2 separate regions of the Homo sapiens genome follow, and region 1 is linked to region 2. A link is an interaction called in ENCODE POLR2A ChIA-PET data of the cell type or tissue named here. Cell type or tissue: PC-3. All regions are shown on one strand. Links, peaks and the distances in the headings refer to the core of each region. The heading gives the core; the rest is flanking DNA. Region 1 overlaps P3H2 (prolyl 3-hydroxylase 2). Region 2 overlaps P3H2 (prolyl 3-hydroxylase 2).

Region 1 (8,350 bases), core at 190-8,189, 52 kb before region 2:
AAACCATAGGAAATTGCTAAGCCTCCGGTATTCTGAGAATGGTGATGACCATGCAAGTTTCCTTGGGAAACAGATGAGGGAGTGAATTTGGAGGCTTTTTCTTTTTTTCTTTTTTTTTGAAACCCATGGTAATAATACACAAATCTAAGACTTTTTTTTTTAAGTCTTGCTTTCAGACTATTAGGGAGTGTAGTAGCTTAGTCTTATTCTTTATTTTCTAGAGAAAGTGGGTTCTTCCTTGATCTGGAAAAGAACTGGTCAAGCCCCATCTTCCCCTTCCCCTCCTTTATAGGGTAAAAGTGCACAGCTACTTACCTTCTCTTAGGTCTCGATCTATCTTGGGTGATAGCTTTTTTCCCATTGAGAATCCATGAACTTCTGCTCCCTCTACGTTCACTCCTGAAGGGACCCTGCCCATTCAAAAAATTTAAAATGGCAATTTGTCATTGAATAACGATGTTCAAAGGCAAAGAATACTTTACCAAGGTAGTCTGTGACTCTATATTGTGTATTTTATTGTAAACAAGTTCACCTGTCTTTTAAAGTCAAATTAAATGTCACTGCCTCTAGTAAGTTCTCTATTTCCTCGGTGAGTTTGCCTTATTTCACTCCTCTAAATCTTCTTAGCAACCTTTATTACAATTAATTGTATGCATAACATAACTCTCTTCAGATTAGACTCTAATCTCAAGTAGGAAAAAAATTATCATGAGCATCTTTATAATGCTCAGAGTGTCCAATGGGGCCTGGAACATGGAGTGCATCATTGAACAACTGTTGAATTGAAATAAATTATGTCATAATGTAGTAGTTCTTGACTATTGTGAAAAGAAGACACAGGTTTGTCATATGCAAACACACAAATGATAGCAGGCTGTTCTTTATATACGTAAAAATCAAACAAATCCAAATGTGTATATACATTCTTGGATCTCTCGAAATAATTTTATGCCACCCAAGGGTTGAGTTTTTGAAGCCTCGTGAAAGACTTCAAGATTCTAAATAAGAAGATCTGGATCTGTCCTTCCTTTGTGATGAGACTCTAAGCAAGTTGCTTGCCTTGTCAGGGCCTCAGGTTCCCAATTTGAAAATGAATAAGCTGGACCATGTGATCTCAAGCAGGTGTTTCTAACCTTCTGAGTTTCAGTCCTTTAAAAAGATGTAAATTGACTTTTGTCATTTTTAAATAATGAGCTTTCTTGGGGGAAGGGGAGAGGGATAGCATTAGGAGATATACCTAATGCTAAATGACAAGTTAATGGGTGCAGCACACCAACATGGCACATGTATACATATGTAACAAACCTGCACGTTGTGCACATGTACCCTAAAACTTTAAGTATAATAATAATAAAATTTAAAAAAAAATGAGCTTTCTTGATTTCTGATTCAGTTAGTGACACCTAATATTTTAGCTATTTTAGTATAACTTTCTGAACTTCATTATTTTAGGTAAATACAATAAGGGAATTCACCATCAAAAACCCATTTCACAGTTTTTCTGTTAATAAATCAAAACCAGTATCCAACCTTCTCAGATTCGGAATCATGGAACGTTAGCAGATAGAAAGCACCTGATTTAACCCTTTTTTTCCTGGAAAAAAAAAATGAGATCCAGAAAGCAGAAGATATATTACCTAAGGTTACAAAAACGTGGCAGGAAGAGCTGGGACCTGGATGTAGAGCTCCTAATTCAGAGCTTAGAATTATTTTATTATATCTCCTTGCCTATTTCATAGAGCTACATTTCTCTATGATAGGTTATGACACTAAGTATTTCTCCTCATAAAAAACCAGTTTGCATTCTGAATGGACTTACCGATTCTCATCCTGTCGTCCTCCATATCTGATCCAATAATTCTGTTTTGAATCGAGTAAAAAAAAAAATGCAGTAATTTTGTCACTAAAACATCACTTACAGAATTAAGATAAAATAAAATATGCACAAAACATTCAAAAGATCTATAATTTAGGAATTTTGCATATTGTGTAAAGATACAATATATTTATATTTTATAGATTAATGAAAAGGAAGGCTAAAGTTAGTGGAGATTTGGCAAGGAAAAAATGAAATACAAGTCGAGTTTTCAAATACTATGGAATTAGCCTAGATATCCATCCTTTTGTCCAAGAAAGTGACTTGGAATTTGGTGGCAGAAAAACATTTGAAAGATCATTCAGTTCAACTTCTTTATGTTTGCTGAATAAAACAAGCAAACAAAATTGAGCTTTAGTAATCATCTGTATAGATCATGAAATTAGTAAATAACATATTTTAAGGTCTCTTGGATAACATAATTTTAAAAGAATAATAAGTAAGGCCCGATATAAATATTAATATATTAGAAGGTGTTATATTAGAAATAGTACATTAAAATTAACCCATTTTAAAAAGTGTGCCTATAAAAACACGGCATAAGAAATGAAAAAAGGTTGTAAATGGACATATTATAAATAATTTTATAAATGTATTAACTTGTATATCATTTGAAGAACTTACATAGTAACCAATGGATAAATGAATAAAACCCATGCCCAAGTAATTAAAAGAAGAGGAAAAATAGTTAATATGTGAAAAGGTTTATTCTTGCTGGTCATCAAAAAAATTACAAGTTAAAATGATGTATTATTTCATACATAATATATAAATAATAAAAGTGATTTTCAAATGTTATTTCTTATCGCTGATAAATTTGTGGTAAAATGGTACTTTTATGCATTACTAGGATTCAAATGCCTGTTCAATCTGTTGTGAGCTATGAGACTTTAGAGTAGTCACTAAATCTTCCCACATGAGATAGTGTTAGTATTAAAATAGTGTGCAAATAAATAATTCCAAGAGAATTATTCTCTTAGTAATCATATATAATTATATATAATTATAAATAAATTAATAATAAATAATTTCTAAGAGAATTCTCTTAGAAAAGCAATTTAGTTTCAAGAAGTTTAAAACCTTATATCCTTTGATGACAGAATAATTCCACTCTTAAGAATTTATTTTCAGGACATAATTCAATAGAGAAAAAATGCTTAATACATTATGTATAATTCAAAAATCAGAAATAATTCAAATGTTCAGCAGAAGAGTTCATTTATTTATTGTATGTCAATTCTACCTATCTAAAATTCTAAATTCTACCAACTTTTTAGAGACTAAAATGTAGCTAAAAATACCTTTTAAAGCTATACAAATGTAGAAATTTCTTATGGTATCTTCTTAAAAGAATACAAATCTCTTTATACCATAGTATATGTTTCTGCAAAAGCTATGTCTTCATATAAACAATGATTAGAAGACAACATGGAAAAGCGGAGTGAAGTCAGCATGATGGGTGTGATAGCATTGTGACTGATGATATTTTGAATTCTCTTTAATGTTTAGGTAACATAAAAGCATTAATAGAAAAATTTAAAACACCACATCCGGAATTTAGGAAAATAAAACACTCCCGGGGCAAATGAGTCATACACAAAATACTTTTACCCAATAGATTTGCTTTTGACTTTAGACCTTGTTAATATGGAATGACTGATGTGGAAATCCATTAGTCTTTTAAAGTTCATCAGATGGCCGGGTGCGGCGGCTCAAGCCTGTAATCCCAGCACTTGGGGAGGCTGAGGCGGGCGGATCACCTGAGGTCAGGAGTCCGAGACTAGCCTGACCAACATGGTGAAACCCCATCTCTACTAAAAATACAAAAAAAAATTAGCTGGGCATTGTGGCGTGTGCCTGTAATCCCAGCTACTCGGGAGGCTGAGGCAGGAGAATTGCTTGAATCCAGGAGGCGGAGGTTGCAGTGAGCCGAGATCACGCCACTGCACTCCAGCCTGGGCGACAAGAGCGAGACTCCATCTCAAAATAAATAAATAAATAAATAGATAAAGTTCATCACATATATTGAGTAAATATCTCCCACCCCCAATTTTTACCTCAAGGAGGGCATCGAAATCTTAGCTTTTTGAGGTAAATGGCAAAAATGGAGGCAGGTAATAAAAACATAAAAAGGATTCCACTGAATCATTATTTTAATAAACGTTTCCTCTTTCCTCTTACCGGTTCAGTGTATGAAAACCCCAGACCTTCTGCAGCTGATTTTATCAGCTCAGACTCCAGCTTATGACGTTTCACAAACATTGTTAAATCCTAGAGAAAAAGAAGTAAAGAAAGACATTTTTTATTTAAATAGCAGGTAAGAGATATGATAAATGTTCAGGTGGCAATATTTTCATTAGATAGTCACAAATGAGCTAACAAATATTCAGAACTGCAAGACTTGGCCCCATCTCAACATACTTTCACACGCTAGCATGTATGAATAAAAATGTGCTTCAGGCATAAATAAAGTTTGAAAGAACCGAGTTCAACAACCTTTGCTAAATTGTTAGACATCTTTAAGACCAGTGTCATATTTTTATCAACTCTCCCCCGAACACATGCAGAATCAAGAATTTCTTTTCAGGCCAGGCGCGGTGGCTCACGCCTGTAATCCCAGCACTTTGGGAGGACGAGGCGGGCAGATCACCTGAGGTCGGGAGTTCGAGACCAGCCTGACCAACATGGAGAAACCCCGTCTCTACTAAAAAAAAAATACAAAATTAGCCGGGTGTGGTGGCATGTGCCTGTAATCCCAGCTACTAGGGAGGCTGAGGCAGGAGAATCGCTTGAACCCGGGAGGCGGAGGTTGCGGTGAGCCAAGATTGTGCCATTGCACTCCAGCCTGGGCAACAAGAGCGAAACTCTGTCTTAAAAAAAAAAAAAAAAAAAGAATTTCTTTTCAAAACATTGGTCTCACCTCTCTGGCCTCAATGGATGCCGGGTCAATGCTATCATCCAGCAGACTCTCATAGTAATCCACATTGTCTAGGACATCCTCATCATCTGGATGGCATAGAAGATAGGCTTTGGCACACTCCAGGGCTTTCACATACTCACCAACTGAAAGACAAAGGAGTTGCAGCATTAGAGTCAGCCTAGGTCTGTCCAAAGGATTTTAAAGGGAGGCCATCAACGTGTCTACAAAGGTCAGCATTAAACATGAATAAGAGGGAAGATAAATTGAGGCTCAGCAGAGAAAGCAGAAACAGTCACAGATAAAAGGAAAGACATGATTTCAAGTATTCAAAAGTTATTACCTTTGGTCTGCTTTGGTACTAGTTGTTTTGTGCAAATCGTCAAGTTTCTATCTGAAGATGTTTGTTGACAACTTTTATTATTTAACACATATAAACAGCAGAATTCTATGAGTTAATTCTGATTTTTGTACCGAGTTTGGGTTAAGTAAACATCCTGAAGGTGATCTTTGCAACAGTAATGTACCATTTTATATATAATGTATGAGTAACATAAGTGCTTTTAAAATGTTATTTTTCATTGCTGCAGTTTGTGGTAAACTGGTACTTCAATGCAAAGTCCTTCATAGAGTCCCAGATGTTCTGGAGGAAGCCCCTTAAATCCTTCACTATACAATTATAGCACATCCTACAGTAGCAAACTACTAAAAGGAACTAACAAGGATGTTTCCAATATAAACTTTTCATTATAGAAATATTTAGCTATTACAAGGGAAATTTTAAATGTCTGTATGCCTTGTTTTCAAATAGTTCACAACATTGTATTTCTTCTAATGGAAATTTACAATATACGTATGTGTGTATATATATGTGTGTGTGTGCATGTATGTGTGTATAATAAATACATACACACACACACACACATATATATATACTCTGAGATGACTCTGATTTTTAAAAGGAATGATAAAAATTAAGCAACTCTCTCATCTTTGATTCACTGTTTATGACTTGAGCACGTGATTCACTGTGTGCCATCAACGCCAGGATAATAAATAATGTTTTGTTTTTGGAAAGGAAGAGGATTTTGCAAAGTTCCTTTTAAATTCAGTTCTAAAAAAATTAAGTCTAAAAAACCATGCAAAATGTCAATCTAGTATAATTTTCAGTAAATTATCACAGCATTAAATTTTGTACTTTGCCCATTGGTGATATCCCCTTCTGCTCTTCTTGTCCTGCAGCTCAGGAGAGAAGAAATGCATAAATTCCTATTGCTTTCATAATAAACTGAAGAAGTCAGAAAACTCAATTACAAAAATGTGATGTCTGTAATGATGAACCACAACCCCCCAAGAAGTCTTCACGGATGATCCACGCTTTACCTCGATAGTAGGCAAACTGTAGGTAATCATAGTGCAGAGGAAGAAAATTCTCGATGGGAGAGAGGCGGCCAGGGCGGGTGGCAAGTTCCCTCACACATTCATGCTGACAAACAAGCACCTGCATGTAGTGATCTGGAAGACAAGAGCCAATACGTGTGTTCCTCCAGGTTGCTGAGTGCCCAAACGTCAACGTCACAGCCACAGTTACACAGGTCATTCCTCACCTCACCACACTGGAAGACCAAATTATTATAATCCTCACTTCCGGACTGCAAAACCTTTTTACAAAGAAAGTAGGTGACTTGCCAAGGTCTCCTGGTCAGCGATCACTAGAACGACAGTAGATTCCGAATCCTCCAGCTCACAGTCTGTTCTCTACACCTCACTTTTCCCTTCCCATGTACACTTTTTATACCCCACAGTCCACTTTACCCCACCTACACCCAGCTGAATGTCAGTTTTCATATTTAACAACTTTGGGGTCTCTCTTTGGATATCTTGGATGGCTCGAAGTGCCCTGGAATCGGGAATGGAAGTTCAGATGCTAGTAAATGTTAAGGAACAGTTTGGAAAAAGAAACCACCATGGGCATGGAAAATTCAGGCTGAGAAGTGAAGCAAAAGTGCTCTTTTTCTTTCTTAACATTTTCAAGCCAAATTGTCCTAAAAGAGAAATAAAAACTCTTTTTTTTTAAACCTATTGGTCAGAAACCTATTCTATCCAGTTATAAATTAGTCTATCGCCTAGACATAGTATATTCTAATACTAAGTACATTGTATATTCTTTACCAGAGACTGGTAAAACAGGCAGAAGGATGTAAACTAAAGGAATGAGCATCTTATTTCCTATTTCTCTTCACTCCCCTTTCTATTGCTCCCATTCTTCTTGCTTGAGAGTCCTGAAGTGTTAGGGTCTTCATGCCACCTTTGGCTCTGGACTCTATTTTATCAAAGCCTGAGATGAGGAAACACAAGTGGTGAATGTCCCAGAGAAGAAAATGCCTCCTACGTTTCACCTTGACTGATTTTTACAATGAAGATGGATGTATTTTCCAGCAAGAAAGATTCATTCATGGCTGCGCTGAGTGGGTTCTTTTGAGAATGATGATAAAATCATTTGATCTCATAGCTGTGCAATTTAATTTACCACAACTGCCTTTTTTTCAAAAGGTTCTCTGTTTAGTCTGAGTTTGGCTTGGATCTTGGTGATTTTGCAGAGGGACCCCAAAACACAACAGGAAGGAAACGTGCATTTTCTGGTGTGGGGGAATGTGCCAGTTTTGTATAACTTGGCTAACTGAATCATTTATAGCACAGCTAATAGAATCCCTAAAGCCCATTGGTTATTAACCCCAGTCAGGGGATGTGAAGGAAGAATGAGTTCTATTTATTTGATTAGCATGTTAGAAATAAATAACCAGCTGTTTCATTTCTTAAGAAAACAAAAATAAACAACCTTCAACTGTTTTCTCCTACTCAACTTACCATTTGCATTTCTATTTACTTTCTAATACACATTCCTTTTAATTCCAAGTGACAAGCAAAAGGTAAAGGCGAAAGATACCCACCGAGAACTCAAAATCTGAATGGAAATATTTTTTCAAAGCGGATACAAATAGCAGCAAAATAGGAGTGACAGAAAGGTATCCTTTAGGGTTTCATAGCAGAGCTAGTAATAAATAACTGCATTCAGCAGCCATTTGTATTTTTCCCGAACTGTTAATGTCTAACTCTAAAATTCAAATATTCTGATTTTCTAATACATTTGCTATTTAAAAAGCCAGTTTTATACCTAATTTAGGACAATTTTGAAGCAGACAAGAATTTACATAGTGAGAGCTGTCATATTACTTTTATTAGGTATATCCCTTGCCTCCTTTCTATCTTAAATGACATTGTGCAATTAATATGTTTTTAATAAGTTTGAGTCTTAAAAATTAAAGAACCTGAGTTATGAGATCTCTATTCTTTTCCAGCTACCGACATGCTGTGGTGACCTTGAGCAAATCACTAAATATTCATCTGTGGGAAATCGTCGGTCCATTTTCCTAAACCAGATCTAGGACATTGGCCAAAACTGTTCAGTGGCCATTGGTGGAAGCAGGTGTAGAGGCGAATGTGGGCGTGAAAGCAGGATGCATATCTCCCCACAACCACAACACAGTTAACTATAA
Region 2 (8,350 bases), core at 184-8,183:
AAAACTTGAGGAAGAAAGAACAAACAAATGGTTGTCACAGATTGGGAAGGAGGGAGGGGTTGATTATAAAAGGGCTGCATGAGGGAATTTTGGGTGGTGACGTAACTGCTCTGTATCTTAGTTTCTGTGTGGTGGTCAACATGACTGAATTTGTTGATGGGAATCGATCTATACATCAAAAATGGGAATTCTGCTGTATGTTTATTTAAATTACATTAAATAATTTCAAATATTTAAAAATATCTGGCCAAATCGCTTTTTCTTTTCTTTTCTTTTCTTTTTTTTTTTTTGAGACGGCATTTCACTCTGTTGCCCAGGCAGGAGTGCAGTGGTGTGATCTCGGCTCACTGCAACTTCTGCCTCCCAGATTCAAGCGATTCTCCTGCCTCGGCCTCCTGAGTCGCTGGGATTACAGGCATGTACCACCACACCCGACTAATTTTTGTATTATTATTAGAGACAGTGTTTCACCGTATTGGTCTGGCTGGTCTCACACTCCTGACCTCAAGTGATCTGCTTGCCTCAGCATCCTGAAGTGCTGAGATTACAGGTGTAAGCCACCGCATCTGCCCCCAAATGGCTATTTTTTTCTTTTCTTTTTTTTGGTTTTTTTGTTTGTAATTGCTTCCTTGGCAACTAGGAATAGTTCATAAAACAAAAGCTTTTATATCAGAAGACCAGAGTTTAAATATTGGCTCCCACATTATTTGCTGCATAACTTTACAAAAATATTTTAACTTCTCTGGTTCATTCTATTTAATAGGTATTAGAGGATACCTGATACCCAACCTGCCTCAGTATATTTGACAATTGAGTTAGTCTATATAAAATCCTATTAAAATGTTATGTGAATATAAAGCTTATTAAAGAGATATTTAAAAGTTTTAAATTCTTAAAGATTAAACAGTCTTAAATCCTTCATTTTTTTTTCTCTTGTAAACCCTTGAATAAATTTCTCAGGACATCTCTTTGTCACTCCCTTTTAATCTACCAGCTATGATGTATATAGCAATTTTCTGTCACCCATTAATAATCTTATGCGTTTTATTTTTTACTTTTGCTCTTTTATTGATACTGTTATCATGTCCTTTGCCTTAATTTACACTAAAGGACAGCAGGATGGGAGTATTGCACTATTGATAACTCAAAATAATCTCCATTTAAACAAAAGGCAAAAGGCTAAATACCTTCTGTTGGGCTTTAGGCTGCTTGGGGGATTTAAAGCAAACCCAGATCTTATACCGGAATGTCTTATTAGAGTTTTTCCTTCAACATGTGCTTCTAATTAGCAGTAATATTTGGAGTGGGGGCAGGGGACAAAGGGTACATACAGGTTATGTTATCAATTGTTAAGTTACTTAGTTTAAATTCTACACAGTAAGCTGCAGTGAAGGGTCCCTGGAAACCATTTGTTAGTTGGATGAATATTTCTGACCAGTTATTTTATTCAATTGCAAGAATTGTCTCTACTTCTGCACCATTTGGTTTCCCATTTTGCCATATTCAGAATGAAATTTTTTCTTCTGAAAGTCTCAGTTGCCACCACCATCTCCTTCCCACTTCTGTTGTTCTCTAAAATGAAGTCACAGTTTGTCTCCCTTTTTTGTATAACCACATCACTCTGCCTTTTCTCCCAAACTTTCTCATTTTTCAGTTAGTCTCAAATTTCTGATTTGAGAATTTTGCTCTTACCTAATGATGCATTCCACATATTTCTTGTGTCTCCAAAGGAATGGTAAATCATACATATAGACTTCATACATGTTTGAATAAATACAACAGTATTGAAAGCCCATCAAAAGGAAGTCCAAGGGAGTGATCAAATTATTTTGCACCTTAGAATTTTGTGCAAATGACTATGCCTTAATAATTAATAACATCTAAACTGGTATATCACTTTATAGTCGACATGATAATTTCATTCTTAACGTAATCTTGTGAGATTATTATTTAAAATCTCCATTTTAAAAAAAATTAACATTGAGTCTTAAAGGAATTATGACTTGCTTAAGATTGCATGATGGCAAGACAGAAATTAAAACTCATAATCTAATGTCAAATCACATTCATTTCCACTTTTCTTTTTCTCCCTCAGTCTCACTCACTGAGTCTACCTTTGACTTCAATTATAAGGAAACAGAATTAGTTCCCCCAAGTTCCCTCTGTAGAATCTGACAAAGACCAGGGACACCCTCTGCTCTGCCCTTGAGCGATGATCCCTTCTCCTCCACTGTGATGTAAACCAGGCAGCAGCCATGGTACATGAGATACTTACACTGATTCATTTAACAACAAAGGCCTCCAAAGGCATGGAAAAACTGAATCATCATTCTTTGAGAAACTATGTTGGCAACGTTGGAAAGATAAAAATATATATATATATTTACTTGGTAATAGAATAAAATTTTCAATTAACAACAACAACAAAATAGTATCATGGATTGGCACATGCAGAAGCCCAAACAATAGTAATAATGTTTATGTCTGCAAATATTTTATAGTTTATTCTGGCCAATCATATAGCTCATCTCATTTGACACTTAGGAGTGAAGGGATTATCTGCCCATTTCATATATTAAAAAAACATTGTGGTTGGATAACTTGAGATCATATAGCTGGAAAGGAGAGCATTAAGGTGTATAATTTATACCTTTTCAACTTAATTCTAGAATTCTGACACTGCCTTCCCTAAAAGGAGAAGCAAATTATAAGTAAAAATCTATATTAATGATTCTTAACATTACTGGATCATTACTTTTAGAATCTAGTATAAGCTCTAGATTTCTCCCCAGAAAGATGATCACATCTACACAATTTTATGTGCTTCATAGATCCCTAAGCTTCAGGAAAAATATGGACCCTAGGGAAGAATCATTGCTCTGGATAGAGTCTGCAGAAGAAAATAAGATACCGTGGCTCAGATTTTAGCAAATAGTTTGACTTAGTTACCTGAATCAATTCTTGTCCCTTGATGTCAACACGTCAATCTGTCACATCTATTCACCTTATTAGCATGACTCTCTGTTTTCTTTTTACAATTACTGATCAGCATGACTTTAAAGGTCATTTTAAATTACTGACACTTATTTGAGATATGAATGTTAATGATTATATGGTAAGACATTTTAATAAAGTCAATTTATAAGCAATTTAACTATGGCTATTGTGTCTAAAACATTTCTTGCGCCTCCTTTATGTCACATATTGCAGACACTCAATATTTGTTAAGCAAAATAATAGTTTCTTTAAAATGAGACAACAGAATATTTCTATTGCAATGAAAGCATCACACATGGGCTCAAATAACAATATCGATAAGCCATCACCAACATTTATTTTTGTACAAAGCCACTCTCCTGCCTAAGTTGAAACTTCTCCACTGATCTCAAAGATCTCCAAGATCTAATGACAAGCTAATTCACACTGGTGATGAAAACTATCTTTTTAGAAAATCAGCAAAAATAAAACTGAATTAGAAGTTGGTATTGAGATATAACTAAATCTAAGAGAAAATTAGATCAAATTGCTTTTGATTTCCATTCATACTGTTTCACAAAATGCTTATCTACTGTGCCTAACACACTGCAAGTCAAGACCTGTCGCGAGCCGAGATTGCGCCACTGCACTCCAGCCTGGGGCACAGAGCAAGACTAGGTTTAAAAAAAAAAAAAAAAAAAAAACTGTCACAAACAAGGAAACCTGATTGGCTGCAAGCTTCCTGGAGACTATGAGTGAGTAACATGATGAGATAAACAGAACTTTTGGCACTAGAAGTGCTGTGGCCTCTCAGCCTCCTGAGCATACAGTCTTCCTCCAAACACCAGATACACCCCTGCATTATCTCAATCACCCCAGGTGTCCTCCTAGATAAAAACCTAGATATTCAACAAGAAGAACTAACTGCAGAATGAAAAAAAAAAAAAAAAAAAAAAAAGTGAAACCCAAACAGGAGTAGAAAAAAGTCACATAAAATAAAAGCTGATGACTTTTTAGTTCCCTTTCTGCCTAAAGCTCCAGGGATGAAATAAGGATAGAAGCTGGCATTATAGCTAAAAGAAAGTTGGTCCCCTAGGATGCATTAATCACTGAAGCCAGAGGTGGAAATGACTGCAGAGGCCATTTATTTCATCCCCAAGACAAGCCAGAAATATACCTTATAGTTTCCTTCCTAAAGGACATACAATATTTATCATACACTGAATGAAACCATATGCCACAATAATTCACATTTATGGACAAGGCAGAGGTTAAAAGTTTTAAAGAATAAACTGCAGTTAGTATGCTTCATGAAATCCTACTCTTTAACTCTATGTTTAAGAATTGAGGACTGTGGCCAGGTGCGGTGGTTCACGCTTGTAATCCCAGCACTTTGGGAAGCCAAGGCGGGCGGATCACCTGAGGTCGCGAGTTCAAGACCAGCCTGACCAACATGGAGAAACCCTGTCTCTACTAAAAATACAAAATTAGCCGGGCGAGGTGGCATATGCCTGTAATCCCAGCTACTTGGGAGGTTGAGGCAGGAGAATTGCTTGAACCCAGGAGGCAGAGGTTGCGGTGAGCCGAGATCACACCATTGCACTCTAGCCTGGACAACAAAAGCGAAACTCCATCTCAAAAAAAAAAATAAAAAAGAATTGAGCACTGTAAGGAAGGACAATTTTATGGAGCATATGATTGTTGAGTCCTCCACTAATAGTAACAGAATCCCCCAAACGCAACTACCAGCCATAGTTAAATGGCAACTCATGTTTAAATGAAAGCACATATTCAATTTTAATAAGTCTGTACCTTGGTATAATGCTTTGCTTCTCAGTTTGCAAAATTTAATGCATCTAATTCTGATATGATAACTTCATGAAATATAGCATGTGTTATCTTCACAGATGAGAAAACAGGCCCCAAAGATACAAAATTACTAGCTAAGAGTCTTATATATTGTTAATTGCAAAACCGTTGAACCTTTTATTTAAAAACATGTGTTAAGCCCATAGCATGGAGTAACCACTACACAGGGAACCAGGGATATAAAGATAGGGAAAACAAAGTCTTTGCCTTCCAGGCATTCAACATCTACCAAGGAGCATAAAAGAAATGCCCACAAACTCTTAAGTAATATGGACTATGATAAATCCCTCCAAAGGTTTCCAGAACGCATGAGGACTCACAGGAAGGAGGAATCAGTATGAGATTATTCGGGTTGATTTTCTACTGATCATGAGGTCAGTAAGGGGAGAAAATGAGATTTATTGATTCTTGTTTCCCCAGTGAGCCTAGAACACTCTGTAGGTGTTCAGAGTATTGATGGAAAGGAATGAATAATGAATGCATTAAGCTTTCTGTTCCCTGTATTTACTTTCTATGATATTCATTCCTAAAATGATTCACTTTACACTCTAAGAATAAGGAACAGAACAAAAACTCACAGGAATATGGAGAAGTGAGAGCAGTGACTATAGTTGCATTAGATATTTCTTAAATAGATATTTAGCCTTTTAATCTTTTTATATGTAATAATTCAAGATGCGTATCTTCAAGTCCTCAGTAATTGGCATCACACACACACAAAAAACCCGTCTTACACTTTTATCAAATGATATCCAGGCGACCATCAGTTACAGAACAACTGCACATTTGGCTGCATAGATTCCAGGGGAGATTTGAAAAACCTGGGATGAAGATATTTGTAAAGCACCACCAGATATTTAAACAGTTTTTATTGGGTCTATAAACCATTGTGGTACTCATTCGGTCCATAAACCTGGTGTGCACACAGGATTACCTGAGGCTTGTAAGGGAGAATGCCAACTAATGGTTACTGAATCCACCACCTGCAGAATAACTTTGGAAAAGCAGCTTGTTCCATCAGAGTCAAGACACGAGAACACCATCTTTTCATAAAGACATGGAATCTGATCTGACTGGTCATCTAAGGGCACCAGATATACGACTAAAAATGTTCATATTCATCACCTAAGGAAGGTAATGCTTTTATGTTTGCTATCACAAACATAGACAGTAGTGTTTTTCCAGGAATGGTGATAATATTGCCTTAAGTCATTTACATCTTCTGATTTCTTGGTTTCACACAAAGTATCCCTGACTTAAGACAAACTGCATCATTGCCTGTGGAAAGTTATTGGAATAGCAGATACATTGGATACATTTCTGTTATGAACTCTATGCAAAAAATGAGCTGATTAGCATGCAATCCATTCAACAAATATTTAATTTATGATTATGATGTATCAGCTACTACAAAGCTAGTACACATAGTACCAGTTAATTTCCATATGTTGGCGTGTGTGACCTTCAAGAAGGCACTAAAGGTCTGGTATGGTGGTGCACACCTGTAAACACAGCACTTTGGGAAGCTGAGGCAGGCAGATCACTTGAACTCAGGAGTTAAAGATCAGCCTGGGCAACATGGCAAAACCATGGCTCTACTATATATATATATATATACACACACACACACACACACACACACACACACACACACACACACTCTCTCTCTCTATATATATATATATACTATATATATATATATAAGCTGGGCATGGTGGTGCACACCTGTAGCCCCAGCTACTTGGGAGATTGAGGTAGGAGGATCATTTGAGCCTAGGAGGTTAAGGCTGCAGTAAGCCAAGATTGTGCCATTGCACTCCAGCCTGGGCAACAACAAAGTGATAACCTGTCTTAAAAAAAAAAAAAAAAAAAAAAAGCACTAAAATTTGTGTTTACATAAGTTCTTCATTTTTTATTTTCATACCCTGTTTCTTTTTAGCATATTAAGAGTATATTTTTTAAAGGAGGGTGGCAGTGAAGAGAAGAAAACTTTACCGCCTACTCAGCAAAATGTTTAAATTCTTAGTCCAATAAGGGGAAATCCCGAGAGGTTCACAGCTGGCTCTGCTTACTGCAATTACAGAATGCAAACTAGTACTTCAGTCAGAGCCTGCTTAAAAGTTTCCATGCCTGACCTGCAAATGCTTAAGGAGAATAATAGCTACTTTGCAACCTGAAAGGCCTCAAAGACCTAGGTCAATAGCACAGCTGGTCTAGTCATTGTTGCCCCTCTATTAACATGTTAAAACCTGAATTAGCTAATTTCTCCCTATTACTTTTATATGGTTTTTTATGTTCTCAAGTACCAGGAAAGAGACACTCTGCTTTTTAAATTTTTAATTTTTTACACAAAGGCAATTTTTAATTTTTAAGTGAAAAACAATGCTGTGAACAGAACTTAAAAATTCATGGTCATGGGAAGTTCAACTTAAAAAAAATTTTAACATACAAAAAAGCATATGAAGAAAGTAAAAAGAAAGTAATCACTTACCCAGTTTGTTTATTTTTCTTACCTAGTTTGTTTTCAGTTTAGAACAGCATATGCATGGAAAACACATTCCCCACGGGGCAATTCTTTATTCTTAATGATTAAAGTCTGTAAGTGCCTAAACCAATGGCTTTTGGTAATTAGTGGCTTTAAACTCTAAAACTGGCTTCTATCGTCTGAATGCAATGGTGGAGGAGTAGAGGGAGGGGTGGAAGAAAATTATTTATTTTGGTTAAGACCTATCCTGACTAGGATCTTCTGATGTGTAACTAACCTAATAGACATGAATAGGAAGTTGAGATTCTGAACTCTATTAGGGACTGAGGGTTATTGCCATATTTGATGTTTTTTGTTTAACTTATCCAGTCCACAAAGTTTGTGGCAAGTAACTATGAAACTGACAGCAGAAAGTATATGGTATTAGGAATCTGAGGACACGGTTCCAAAAATTTTTACTTGTTTACTCTGTGTGTCCTTGGTGTCAGGATATCCTAAGAACTTCATTGTCTTGTAAGATTTTGTGTGTGTGTGTGTGTGTGTGTGTGTGTATGTAGAATCTGGCCATCTATCTCACAGGCATATTGTGGAATATATCAAAGTATGTCAGAATATACTGCAAACTCTAAAGCTGTATAGCAATATAAGATGTTAGTATATTTGTAATAAAAGATTTTCAAAATTAATGTAGAATCTTCCTTCGGAACAACCTTATGAATAAAAGTACAGTATGTTCTACTTTGCATCATTTCCAGTCCCTACAGTAAACCTTTTGACCTGAATTCAAAGGAATGGTTCCTATTTTACATTGGCATAGTTACTATTCCCTTTTAGGGGTAAGTGGGATTCCAGCATACTGACTGTTCTTAGAAACAAGAGTCAGGAGAAGGCAGTGAAAATTTATCCCCAGAGTTCCACATTTTGGAGAAAACTGTTGAGCCCTTAACATTTTTTTTCACTCATAAAATAATGCTTTGGTAGAAAGCCAGACTAGAAACAAAGGCTAGTCAATTTTAACGC

The links. ChIA-PET counts read pairs that join two places held together with the same protein. Peaks named below come from ENCODE experiments on the same cell type or tissue, not always from the same donor. Only the 100,000 strongest peaks of a DNase experiment are listed, where the experiment ranks them.
Region 1: POLR2A ChIA-PET joins it to region 2 with 17 read pairs; 4 of 35 experiments call an interaction of 5 or more read pairs at or near these places.

What each region holds. Positions count from the first base shown.
Region 1 is chr3:189,982,731-189,991,080 of GRCh38, forward strand. It overlaps P3H2 (prolyl 3-hydroxylase 2), which reads right to left. Exons shown (of 15, transcript NM_018192.4): 4 at 6,177-6,308; 5 at 4,797-4,939; 6 at 4,058-4,147; 7 at 1,820-1,860; 8 at 316-410. Among named protein-coding and RNA genes, the nearest start is that of P3H2, 130 kb to the right of the region's middle. In PC-3, for the core only: no CTCF peak of the experiment used is centred there; a DNase peak (open chromatin) is centred at 3,441.
Region 2 is chr3:190,034,577-190,042,926 of GRCh38, forward strand. The region is part of intron 1 of P3H2 (prolyl 3-hydroxylase 2); the gene reads right to left. Among named protein-coding and RNA genes, the nearest start is that of P3H2, 82 kb to the right of the region's middle. RefSeq lists an enhancer at 6,643-7,325. In PC-3, for the core only: no CTCF peak of the experiment used is centred there; a DNase peak (open chromatin) is centred at 3,685.